Regions from separate parts of the Homo sapiens genome. Here regions 1 and 2 are each linked to region 3. Evidence: chromatin contacts called from ENCODE Hi-C or POLR2A ChIA-PET data. All regions are on one chromosome and are shown on one strand. The core of a region is the stretch at or near the end of the contact, and the rest is flanking DNA. Distances in the headings are between cores, read along the strand shown. Region 1 holds the start of RNF212B (ring finger protein 212B). Region 2 holds the start of HOMEZ (homeobox and leucine zipper encoding). Region 3 holds the start of HAUS4 (HAUS augmin like complex subunit 4).

Region 1 (4,213 bases), core at 895-3,394, 280 kb before region 3:
TTTAGAAAAGTAATGGACAGACAGTGGTGAGATTTTTTTTTTTTTGAGTGGTGAGGTTATGAGTGTGTGTGTGTGTGTGTGTGTGTTTTCCTTTACTTTTTTTTCCCCCAGGTTTTCTGGATTAATACATGTGCCAGTTTGTAATTAGAAAATACAATCCTGGCCAAGCACAGTGGCTCACGCCTGTAATCCCAGCACTTTGGGAGGCCGAGGCAGGTGGATCACCTGAAGTCAAAAGTTTAAGACCAGCCTGGCCAACATGGTGAAACCCCATCTCTACTAAAAATATAAAAATTAGCTGGGCATGGTGGCAGGCACCTGTAATCCCAGCTAATCAGGAGGCTGAGGCAGGAGAATCACTTGAACCCAGGAGGCAGAGGTTGCAGTGAGCTGAGACCGTGCCATTGCACTCCAGCCTAGGCGACAGAGCCAGACTCCGTCTCAAAAAAAAAGAAAAAGAAAAAGAAAAAAGAAAATACAATCCTAAAAATATAAAAACAAAAAATGAATCGTCCATTTCTTTTTTAACTACTTCCTGTGATATGGTGAGAGTGGAGCCAAGAGAAGGTAGTGAACCAGAAAGAGAAGATCACATATTAGCCACTTGGGACACATTTTATCTAAGGGAAATAGGGCTGATGAATGATGGTATGGTCTCAGCTTGTATACTTTCCTTCCACAGAAGGAAATATACTTTTCTTCTGCAGAAACTCAGAATCAGGCCAAGCATGGTGTCTCACACCTGTAATCCCAGCACTTTGGGAGGCCGAGGTGGGTGGATCACCTGAGGCCAGGAGTTCAAGACCAGCCTGGCCAACGTGGCAAAACTCCGTCTCTACTAAAAATAAAAGAAAATTAGCTGGGTGTGGTGGTGCACGCCTGTAACCCCAGCTACTTGGGAAGCTGAGGCATGATAATTGCTTGAACCCAGGAGGTTGCAGTGAGCCAAGATCGTGCCACTGCACTCCAGCCTGGGCGACAGAGTGAGACTCCATCTGAAAAAAAAGAAACTCAGAATCATAGATCTGATATGGACTTTGAAAAATTACTTAATGTTTGTTCAGTCCCAACATTTTTCAAAAGAGGTACCTGATATTCAGTAAAATTAAATGACTTGTCGAAAGTTCCATCTTTAGTTATTGGTCTCCTGATTCCCCATGTAAAGTTCTTGCTCCCACATTAAATAACTTTTGTGTTAGACATGGTAATCATATAGCCTGTATTTTCTGCCAATACCAATTTCATATACTTTGTTAAATACCTGAGTAAATGTGACTTTGTAAGGTTTCTTTGTGGGATTATTATTATTATTATTATTATTATTATTATTATTATTATTATTTTGAGACAGGGTCTGGCTCTGTCTCCAGGTTGGAGTGCAGTGGCAGATCAGGGCTCGCTGCAGCCTGGAACTCCTGGGCTCAAGCGATCTTCCCACCTCAGCCTCTGGAGTAGCTGGGACTACAGGCGAGCACCACCACGCCTGGCTATTTTTTATTTTTATTTTTATTTTTTGTAGAGACAAGGCCTCTCTGTGTTACCCAGGCTGGTCTGGAACTCCTGGACTCAAACGATCCTCCTTCCTTGGCCTCCCAAAGTGCTGGGATTACAGGCGGGAGTCACTGCACCGGGACTTTTCGTAGGATGTGTGTGTGTGTGTAACCGCTGAGGGATACAAACTTCGTAAGATTTACGATAAAAAATGTACTGAATAAACAGCTCAACGCAAACGCATCCCACAGTGCCACGAGCTTCGTTGTCCTATTTGTTCGATCGTGATACACTAACTTTCACCAGCAAGTGAGTCTAAAAAACCACTGAAAAGGCCCCGTTCTATATGCCCAGGTTTGTTTAAGGGCAGCAACAATGTCATCCCCTGAATTGACCAGATGAGCCCAACATAAAAAAGGCAGTGAACAGGGTGATTAAGGCGACCCTGAGGGCAAAATTCCCCTGCTTTCCAGAGGCGATGGGGCCTCAGCCGTCTCAAGCTTCTCAGTTCTTTTTCTGGCTACACTCCCTACCCGCTTGGCCGCTGTGATTCCAGAAAGCCTCAGATCTCAGGAAATCATCCAGTTCTCCTCACGAAGAGCTGGACATGGCGGGAAAGTAAACAGCTGGCTTGGCACCGGGTGAGGAAAGAGGCTGGGCGCAGCCGAGGCGGTGTGAGAGGTGTGGGCGGGGCCTGGCGGTATGCTAAATCAGTGGGCGTGGCTCCGTGGCGTGCGCGGGGCGTGGGCGGGGCCCGCAGAGGCTGTCACTGGGCTAGGAGCGGCTCGCGGTGGCGGGAGAGGGGTGTAGGAGACTTTTCCCAGCAGCCCAGGAAAATTCACCTCACTTAAAAGATTGGGGACAAATAAACACTGTAACCTAATCCCATACATGTTACTGTGGAAACAAAAAGGTGAAAATAAAACCTAATTAATGTTCCAATAAACGATGAGAACGCAATATAAATTGTGGTCATAAAGTGGGCGAAAACTTTTGCTTAATATTCTAAAATGAAATGAAAATAATGGGTGCTTTGAAAGAATAGCGTAAAATCGGAAACAGGAAAATTTAAAAATGATGCGGACAAAGAACAGTGTGATATTAATTGAGAACTAACAAATTTCAATTAAAAAAAGTCAACCTTTATTCAGAAATTTTTGGCCAGGGGCGGTGGCTCACGCCTGTAATCCCAGCACCTTGGGAGGCCGAGGCGGGCGGATCACTTGAGGTCAGGAGTTATAGACCAGACTGGCCAACATGGCGAAACCCCGCTTCTACTAAAAATACAAAAATTAGCCGAGTGTGGCGACACGCACCTGTAATCTCAGCTACTGAGGAGGCTGAGGCAGGAGAATCGTTTGAACCCGGAAGGCGGAGGTTGCAGTGAGCCGAGATCGCGCCACTGCACTTCAGCCTGGGAGACAGAGAGAGACTCCGTCTTTAAAAAAAAAAAAAAATTAGCCGGGTGTGGTGGCGGGTGCCCGTAGTCCCAGCTACTTAGGGAGGCTGAGGCAGGTGTATCACTTAATCCCACGGGGTCGAGGCTGCAGTTAGCTGTGTTCACGCCACTGCACTCCAACCTGGTTGAGGGAGCAAGACACTGCCTCAAACAAAAAAAAAAAAAAAAGAGAGAGACAGAATAAGATTGGCATCAGATTTCTCCACAGAAGCATTCTAGATAACAATGAAACAACATTTTCCAGATTTTCACGGAAACTATGATCCCAGAAATTTATATCCCCTTATATTGTGTTCAGGTATAAAGGCCACTGGCAAAAAGCATGCAAATGAGCTTTTCCTGAGGAATCCACTTAGAGTAGTAGTTCTCAAACTTTTTGGTCTCAGGCTTCCTTTACAAAATTATTGAAGACCCTCCAAAGAGCTTTTGTTTATGTAAATTGCATCTACCAATATTTACCAAATTAGCAATTAAAAGTGAGAAATTTTAAAATATTTATTATTTGAAATTTTTAAATATTATTTGAAAACAATAATAAACCCCATTAAATGTGTGTTTGTTTGTTGTTGTTGTTTGGGGTTTTTTTGCTTTTTGTTGTTGTTGTTGTTGTTTTTTGAAGCAGAGTCTCACTCTGTCGCCAGGGCTGGAGTGCAGTGGCGCCATCTCGGCTCACTGCAACCTCCGCCTCCTGGGTTCAAGCGATTCTCCTGCCTCAGCCTCCTGAGTAGCTGGGATTACAGGCGCCTGCCATTACGCCCAGCTAATTTTTTCTATTTTTAGTAGAGACGGGGTTTCACCGTGTTGGCCAGGCTGCTCTCGAACTCCTGACATCATGATCCACCTGCCTTGGTCTCCCAAAGTGCTGGGATTACAGGTGTGAGCCACCGCGCCTGGCCAAAATGTTAATATAAATAATCTATGGAAAATATGTTTTCCAAAACAAGAAAAATTTAGTGAGAAGAGTGGCATCGTTTTTACATTTTTGTAATCTCTTGCTATGTAGCTTAATAGAAAGCTGGTGGAGTCCTATATTTGCTTCTGCATTAACTTTTGCAGTACGCTGTTTTGGTTGGAGTGTGTGAAGAACATTTGGATTCACTCAAATATGTGGGGAAAGAGAATGGTATTTAAATGGCCTTTTCAGATAATTGTGAACATTTCTCTTTGATATCACATAAAAATTCAGGAAGTCTGAGTTAAAAGTTGATTGCAAAGTGGGATCTGAACCATATCAATGAACTTTTTATAGCCGGTTACATTAAA
Region 2 (4,329 bases), core at 168-2,667, 330 kb before region 3:
TATTATTATTATTATTATTATTATTATTATTAAATTTTTAGAGGCAGGGTGTCACTCTGTTGCCTAGGCTGCAGTGCAGTGGTGCAATCATAGCTCACTACAGCCTACAACTCCTGGGCTCAAATGATCCCCCTGCCTCAGCCTCCTGAGTAGTTACAAGTGCATGCCACCAAGTCCAGCTAATTTTTAAATTTTTCTGTAGAGACAGGGACTCGCTATGTTGCCCTTGCTGGTCTTGGATCCTAGCCTCAAGCAGTCCTCCCTCTTTGGCCTCCCAAAGCGTTGGGATTAGGTTTATGAGCCACTGCGCCCAGCCCATTTATCTTTTAAGGAATATAGCGACTCAGGCAAGAGACATAGAGGACTGTGTGCCCTATCCTGTTTTGTCTTCAAAGGATCTTTCCAGAGACGTCAGAGTCAGAGGCTTTGTGAAATTATGTTGCCAAACAGAATTGAGCAAGCCTGTCTTCTTACATTTGTTACTCTGTCTCACAGAAGATGGGGAATCCTAAAATACAAATTTTGGCCCATAACTTCATACTGTGTGGGATACTGCTTTGTTGAAGTCCATTTTATTGGCATCCCTTTCTTTTTGTAAGTTAAAAAAAATTTTTTTGAGACAAGGTCTCGCTATGTTGCCCAGACTGGCCTCGAACTCTTGAAATCAAGTCATTCTCCCACCTCAGTCTTCATCCCTTTCTAGCTAGCGAAAAACAAATACTATGGAGAGCTCCGCGTCCTCTTTTCTAGGGCAGGGAGGGGAGCCTGAGGGTCTGGTAGGTCCCAATGAGGTGACTGCTCCAGCACTTCGTCTTTGGGAACATCTGTCTGGTGCCAGTTTGACCCGGGGAACGGCCTAAGTCGCCCGCAGGCTCCTAAGGTCCTCGTCTTTCCGGGTGGCAAGACATCTGATCCCTCTCGAGAACAAGTTCCCAGTTGCTTTAGGCGCTTTGTTACAGCTGACGCTGCTGGTGGCGGTTGGGCTCTCGGCTGGGAAAGGCGCAGCTCGTTTGTATGGCTCCGGAGGGGGCACTGAAAAGGTCTTCCTGGAGGGCTTCCTTCAGAAGGAAACAAATTGGGAGTTGTTGGCGGTCCAGACAGTTCAGCAAAGTGCAGTATCCCTCCTTGGGGAATTTCGGAAGGATCCTGGTCCGGTGTATTCCAAAGGTCCGGCGCCGATAGGTCGACGGTAGGGGGAGGTACCATGCACTGCAGCTTGGCCCCAGGGGACATCTTCCCTGCCCCACGCATCCAATAGATGACCCCAGCTGAGGCCCACGCAGCCAATACCTGACTTCAGCCGAGACCCACGCAGCCAATGGCCAGCCCAGTGCGCTTCGCCCGTGCCCGCCCGCCTGCGCCTACCAATCAGGACTCGGGCCACCTTGGCACCGCCTCTGGACGCCCACCCCACCCATCCGCCCCGCCTCCAACTTGCTCGAGCAGGGCTGGGTAGACCGGCGCGCTCCCGGGGACGGTGGGGGGGGCAGTCCCGGTTTCGGCCATCGCTGGGGTGGGCTCGGAGCGGCCGCACCGGGCAGCAACCCCACTCCCACTCGGAGGCCCCCTGCCCTCTCCCCCACTTCCCCCCGGCCCATGGTGCGAGGCTGGGAGCCGCCGCCCGGGCTGGACTGCGGTGAGTGATCCCCAGCCCCTTGGACTTCCCCTCCCAGCTCGTGTACGGTCTCCCACCTCTGGAGCCCCATCCCCGCGCTGGTGGGGGGATAATTCTAGGTTCGAAGTGGCCCGGTTCTCTCTTTTTTCTCCTCTGGACTTTTCGGTTCCCTCCCCTGTTGTAACTAGGGGAGGGTGAGTGTCTGTGTAGGGGAGGGCAAGAAGGTTGGGTTGGGGCGCCCTTGGCGAGAGTAGGATTGAGATTCGCCTGCCTCATGGGGCTTATCGTCCCAAGTGCAATAACTTTTTGTTCCCTGACCCAGTTCGGAGCCTTCTGGACTGCCTGTGAAATGGAGGATAGGAGAAACATTTCCTTCCCAGGCCCCCCCGCCACACAAACCCCCAACCCCCACGGCTACCTCCTGGCGACCTCAACACACGTGCAGAACCTGGCCTTGCTTCTGGGGATCAGTGGCCTTTGGGAATGAAAGGTTTAGAAGAAACTGCCCCTCTGACTCCCGTACCCAGCCATACTAAGAGAACCAACCAGGAAACTGAGAACCTGAGTCCTCTGGGGTTCCTAGTGTTGCGTCCTATTCTGAGACTCCTAAACTGAAAGAAGACTCAAGCTGAGACCTGTTTGGTAATGTGGGCCCCTATCAGGAGATTTTTTTTTTTTTTGTCATGTGAACCTCCTTCCCATCATACACTTGAAGCCCTTTTATATTACATGATTCGGTTAGTTGGTAGTAATTGAAAAAGCCAGATTGGGAATTTTAAAGATAATGCATACATATCTTAAACATTATAATTAAAAGTATATCCATTTCACCAATCTTTTGATGTAGTGGTGAGACTGTTTTTGTGTCTAAGACTGCTGTTCAGAGTTCCCAATTCTCTTTCCAGTATTAACTACACAGGGAGTCTCAAACCTGGCTGTACCCTGAGAACTTTTAAAAACTTTGGATGCCTGGACCCCAGTACAGACTATTGAACCTGAATGGGAAGGAGGGTGGCCTGGTTTTTAAGCTTCCCAGGTAATTCTAGTGTGCAGTCTGAGAGCCACTCAGGCACTTTCATCATCTTTGGTTTCCCGTTTTGCTTTATTTAAAGTGAAGTATGAATTTAGACACTTCTGAGTGCAGAGTACTTTTGAGATTAAGTCCCACCGCTCAATCTTTTACAGTTGTCTTGCTCACTCCCAACTCAACAATTTTTAAAATGCATACTCTTCCTTGCGTTATGTCTCTCCAAAACATTTGACTTAGTTTTCATAGGAGCAATTTTTTAAAAATCAGTATTCCTGAAGAAACAATTTTTAATGCAGTGATTTTTCATAGGTTTAACATGAGGTTTAATTACATTATTATATAGACACTGAAAAATATGGACATAAGCAGGTTTGTAATCACACAAAACTGGCCCCAGGACACAGGACAACTGAATGAAGCAGATGATTTTGGCGCACTAGTAGCAGCCTACTTAGCCTTTAGTTTCCAGTGTACTGTGGGTATTGGTCATGTAATCCAGTGGCTCAGTTAAGCCAGGCTCCTGGCCCAGTTGAGCATCCCTCCCTTCCACTCTTTCCAACTAATATCACAAATACTTTGTCCCTTCTAGACGCACTTGAATTCTTGAGTATTCCATCAACTCTTTACGTTCATTCACATCAAACTGTTCATCTTTAAGTGATTATCACTATTGCCTTTGTTAAGTTGGAAGGATATGAGGCAGTAAGCCTTAACCTGGCTTCTTGGCAGCAACTAAAGCCCCTGAGTTTATTGTGTAAGTGTGAATGTTTATTTTGGGAAGGTTAGTCATAACTTTCTGAGGGTCTGTAACTTTTGTCTGATTCTCAAAGAGGTTCATGAACTAAAAAGTTAAGAAGCATATAAGCTGAATATCACTATAAGTCTTTAAGGCCCTTAAAACTGTATCCCCAAACACATTTCAGGAGTGCTTCAGATTGTCTCTAAATAAAGATTTAGGGAATTCTAAAGGATCATATCTCATCTCCCACTTTTATTTATTTATTTATTTGAGACAGAGTCTCACTCTGTCCCCCAGGCTGGAGTACAGTGACGTGATCTTGGCTCACTGCAACGTCCGCCCCCCAGGTTCAAGCGATTCTCTTGCCTCAGCCTTCCCAGTAGCTGGGACTACAGGCGCATGCCACCATGCCCGGCTAATTTTTGTATTTTTGGTAGAGACGGGGTTTCACCATGTTAGCCAGGCTGGTCTCGAACTCCTGACCTCAAGTGATCCTCCCGCCTCGGCCTCCCAAAGTGCTGGGACTACAGGCGTGAGCCATTAGACCCAGCCTCGCCTCCCACTTTAACTGTCTCCTACTTTAACGATAAGCCTAGGTTCAAACCTAAAGTTCTAGAGTCCTCTTTTTCCTAGGACTGTGTAAACACAGAAACTGGAAGTTTAAGACAGTCCGTTCTTGTCTTCCATCTGTCCAGGGATATGGAAAGCCCAAGGGGAAAGAAGGGTGTTATACTGTCTCAGAGAGAGAGAGAGAATTTTTTTTTCAATTTTTAAAATTTATATATTTATTTGTAGAGGCGAGGTCTCGCTATGTTGCCCAGGCTAGTCTTGAATTCCTGAGCTCAAGTGATCCTCCTGCCTCCCAAAGTGCTGGGAATACGGGCATGAGCCACTGCACCCAGCCATGACTCCATATATTTTTATTAGTGATTTTTAAGTAGCAAT
Region 3 (4,022 bases), core at 1,356-3,855:
TCCAATTCAAGGCTTCTTTGCATCACTATCCCCTCTGTCCTCCTACCTGAAGACAGCTTGCTCCATCCTTCACCCCCTCATTCCCCAAAGTACTTTAGCCAAAGCTTCGTAGTACCATATTAGAGAACTTGACAAATCTGAGAGACAAAATTTCAGTAGATTTCCGATCAGCTCTGAGTCACCAAAGCATACTTGCTATTTTGTTCCAAGTGCCGTTTGCTATGGACATTATGCCTGATATTTAACTTTGCTGTGCTTCAGAGCTGAGGAAGCATAAATGATTTTTAAAAGCTTCAGAAAATGACAGCAGTTCAATATTAAGCATGAAAGGTGGCAGCTGATGAGCTGACCAAGAATATAAAATTTCTTCACTGGACCACACCATTCCTCTATGCATATTAATAGAATTCTGTAGCTGGTACTGAAGGAAAAGGCGAAACTCCCCATCTCTCAGCACACCTAACGGAGATTCCTTTCCTATCACTCCAGGCTATCACCTTATCTAATGTAAAAGATGTGATATACTTGGCACAGTTTACTTAGTATTGCATATTTTCTTTTTGTATTTTTTTTTTGTAGAGATGGGGATCGTCTCGCCATGTGGCCCAGGCTGGTCTCGAACTCCTGGGCTCAAGTGATCCTCCTGCCTCGGCCTCCCAAAGTGCTGGGTCAGGCATGAGCCACTGCACCCCGCCTAAACATTTTCTTTATTTTTAATTTTTATTTATTTTTAATTTTTTTCGAGACCGAGTCTCACTCTGTTGCCCAGGCTGGAGTGCAGTGGCACGATCTCAGGTCACTGCAACCTCCGCCTCCTGGGTTCAAGCGATTCTCCTGCCTCAGCCTCTGGAGCTAATTTTTTGTATTTTTAGTAGAGACGGGGGTCTCACCAGGTTGGCCAGCCTGGTCTCAAACTCCTGACTTCACGTGATCCGCCCGCCTCAGCCTCCCAAAGTGCTGGGATTACAGGCGTGAGCCACCATGCCCAGCTCTTTATTTTTTTAAATTTATATTTTTGAAATAATTCACCGAAGGTGTGGGTGGGAGTGAGGGTTGGGTTTAAGGTTAAGACAGGTGGGCCGGGCGCGGTGGCTCATGCCTGTAATCCCAGCACTTTGGGAGGCCGAGGCGGGCGGATCACGAGGTCAGGAGACTGAGACCATCCTGGCCAACGTGGTGAAACCCCGTCTCTACTAAAAATACAAAAAAAATTACCTGGGCGTGGTGGCGCCCGCCTGTAGTCCCAGCTACTCAGGAGGCTGAGGCAGGAGAATCGCTTGAACCCGGGAGGTGAAGGTTGCAGAGATCGCGCCACTGCACTCCAGCCTGGCAACAGAGCAAGACTCCGTCTGGAAAAAAAAAAAAAAAAAGATTAAGACAGGTGAAAGATATTTGGCCGGGCAGATTGCTTGAGGTCAGGAGTGCGAGACCATCCTGGCCAATATTGTGAAACTCTGTCTCTACTAAAAATATAAAAATTAGCCAGGCGTGGTGGCTCGTGCGGGTAATCCCAGCTACTCAGGAGGCTAGGGCAGGAGAATCGCTTGAACCTGGGAGGTGGAGGTTGCGGTGAGCCGAGATCGTGCCACTGCGCTCCAGCCTGGGCAACAAGTGCGAAACTCCGTACCCCCAAGAAAACAAACAAACAAACAAACAAAACAGGCGAATGAGGAATGCGCGCTAATAGGGAGTCTGTGGTGGGAATTCGAGAGGAAGGTGACCCTGAGGAAGCACTGTATGGTGCCCGGCATGGGCTGGGCTGGGCTGGGCTGGGCTGGGCGGCAGCGCCTCAGAGCCAGGCCTTAGTGAGGAGACTCGCAGGACGCGGCTTGGGTGGCAGGTCTGGGAAGGTTCCTTCCGAGAGCTATTGGGACAGGTTTAGACCCCCCAAATGGCGACCTCGAACTTAACCCTTTGTGCCTCAGTTCTCCCCCTCTGTAAAATGAGTATAATGGTGACTTTCTCACAGGACGCTTTAAGAACTAAACGAGGCCTGGCCGAGGGCGGTAGCTCACGCCTGTAATCCCAGCACTTTGGGAGGCCGAGGCGGGTGGATCACGAGGTCAGGAGATCCAGATCATCCTGGCTAACACGGTGAAACCCCGTCTCTACTAAAAATACAACAATTAGCCGGGCGTGGTGGCGGGCACCTGTAATCCCAGCTACTCGTGAGGCTGAGGCAGAGAATTGCTTGAACCCGGGAGGCGGAGCTTGCAGCGAGCCGATATTGCGCCACTGCACCCCAGCCTGGGCGACAGAGCGAGACTCCGTCTCAAAAAAAAAACGAGGCAAGGCAAGCAAAATGCTTGGCGTAGTGCCTGACTCATCGTAGGCCCTCAATAAATGTTAGCAATTACCACCATTTTCTCAGCATCTGCCCTTCACTGGGGAGGCACTAATGAGAAGGGGCAAAAAAGCCTTTCCGAGACCATCCTGTTTCCCAGTCCGGGTTCCACCACCCGAGCATGCGAACCCAGGGCGTTGGGAACCCAGCGCGCACCCGTCGAGGGGCGGGGCCTGCCGTTCCCGCCTCGAGTGTGGCCCCGCCTCCACCTCCTTCGTCGCGGCCTCTAGTGCACTTTCGGCTCCTTCCCCTTCCCGGGCCTTTCAGCTTGGTCTTTCCGGGCCTCGCTTCCCCCAGCCCCTGCGCCCGGCCCGAACGAGAGGTTCCGGAGCCCCGGCGCGGGCGGGTTCTGGGGTGTAGACGCTGCTGGCCAGCCCGCCCCAGCCGAGGTTCTCGGCACCGCCTTGAGAGCTTCAGCTGCCCCAGGGTGTGCAGGTTTGCTTTAGAGGGTCGGCGGGCGGAGCTTCGGGGAAGAGGAGCTCTGGGAGAGTCATTCCGGCCAGTGGCCGGAGACCGTCGTCGCTCTTGGGAATCCTTGGCCGCCCAGACAGAAGGGAAGTAGGCGCCGGAGAGCCCGTTCTGCATTTTGATTCATCTCGGGCCCTGTAAGGGTCATATCTTGTGAAAATAACCTGTAAAATCAATTTAACGTTCAGTGCAGCGTGTAAAGACAGCTCTAAGAATTTAAAAGACGCCTGAGTCAGAACATTTAAATGCTTGGGTCCCTGTAGCAGCGTTTTAACACGTCTGAGTGCAGAGGGTGGAGAATCGAGCCTGATTGCCGTTCACGCCCTGTAACCTTTAAGAAGGGTAAAGAAAGGCACCCTAAAAAACGCAAGGGGACACTTACCCTAGGGGGGGACGAACAGCTAGCTTTTTGGAATTTGGGTTGGTCTTCATTTCCAAGTGCGAAATTTGCCTGCAAAACTTTTTATTTGCAGTCATAGATCAACGATAAACAGAATTGTTAAAACACTGAACTTAACTAAGTAGTGGCTTTTGTTGACAAGTCGATTGTGTTATTAATTCTTAATGTCTCATCCAAGGCAGGAATCGTTATCTCAGTTTTGCAGGTGGGAAAAGTTTGGCACAGAAAAAAGCATTTTCCTTAAGTTCTCAGAAGCAACGGCCGGCCGAGCTGCAAATTAAGTCCCAGCATTCTGCCTCCTCAGCTGCGTCCCCCTCTAGACCATGTTAGAAAACAAATGAGTAGTTACTTTGATGTTACTCATAAAACGATCGAGTAAACCAAATGTTCTATAAACATGAAGCGTTAAATCATAATAACCTTCAATGCCTGTTCAGCTTTGGGAGGCTCAGTTGCCCTTTGGAGTTTGATACCTTGCAGAGAGGAGGGGCAGAGCAAAAACATGAAAAGTAATGTCAAGGGAAAATTTTTGTCTCCTGAGGTCAAACTGTGCCCATCTTTACTGCCCCTGTGTTGGTGTCATTCCTTTCAGCGCACTCCATGTTCTGGCAAAACACCCACAGCTCACGTTCTCGTTGTAGCCACATTACACCTTTGCATTACTCTTTTGCCACTGACCTCACTGTCAGTCTTCTTGTCACGCTGTTTCCTCCAGGTGCTCTTTTCTTAGGCTGTTATGTGAAAACCAGTTGTTCAAGTGTGGAATGATTTGTCATTCCTGAAGGATGATTCTAGAGTTAATGATAAAAA

What was found. Hi-C counts contacts between places; a loop is a spot of excess contacts on that map. ChIA-PET counts read pairs that join two places held with the same protein, here RNA polymerase II (POLR2A). Pooled maps may share reads with other maps.
Region 1: a pooled map shows a loop between it and region 3 (2.6-fold over the local background). The contact joins the promoter of RNF212B here to the promoter of HAUS4 in region 3. A Hi-C loop is called at or near these places in 1 of 50 pooled maps. POLR2A ChIA-PET finds 5 or more read pairs at or near these places in 2 of 52 experiments (A673 and activated T-cell).
Region 2: a loop to region 3 is called in a pooled map, with 6 times the contacts of the local background. The contact joins the promoter of HOMEZ here to the promoter of HAUS4 in region 3. A Hi-C loop is called at or near these places in 7 of 50 pooled maps. POLR2A ChIA-PET finds 5 or more read pairs at or near these places in 2 of 52 experiments (AG04450 and HEK293).

Annotation. Positions count from the first base shown.
Region 1 is chr14:23,235,867-23,240,079 of GRCh38, reverse strand. RNF212B (ring finger protein 212B) reads right to left here and starts at 2,144. Exons shown (of 15, transcript NM_001282322.3): 1 at 2,025-2,144. RefSeq lists a silencer at 2,090-2,454.
Region 2 is chr14:23,283,220-23,287,548 of GRCh38, reverse strand. It overlaps HOMEZ (homeobox and leucine zipper encoding), which reads left to right and starts at 1,417. Exons shown (of 2, transcript NM_020834.3): 1 at 1,417-1,636. The coding sequence starts at 1,597. RefSeq lists an enhancer at 908-1,187 and a silencer at 1,278-1,687.
Region 3 is chr14:22,955,673-22,959,694 of GRCh38, reverse strand. HAUS4 (HAUS augmin like complex subunit 4) reads left to right here and starts at 2,605. Exons shown (of 10, transcript NM_001166269.2): 1 at 2,605-2,779. It overlaps MIR4707 (microRNA 4707), which reads left to right and starts at 2,666; the gene lies at 2,666-2,745. RefSeq lists a silencer at 1,083-1,443 and enhancers at 1,243-1,821, 1,822-2,401, 2,784-2,913.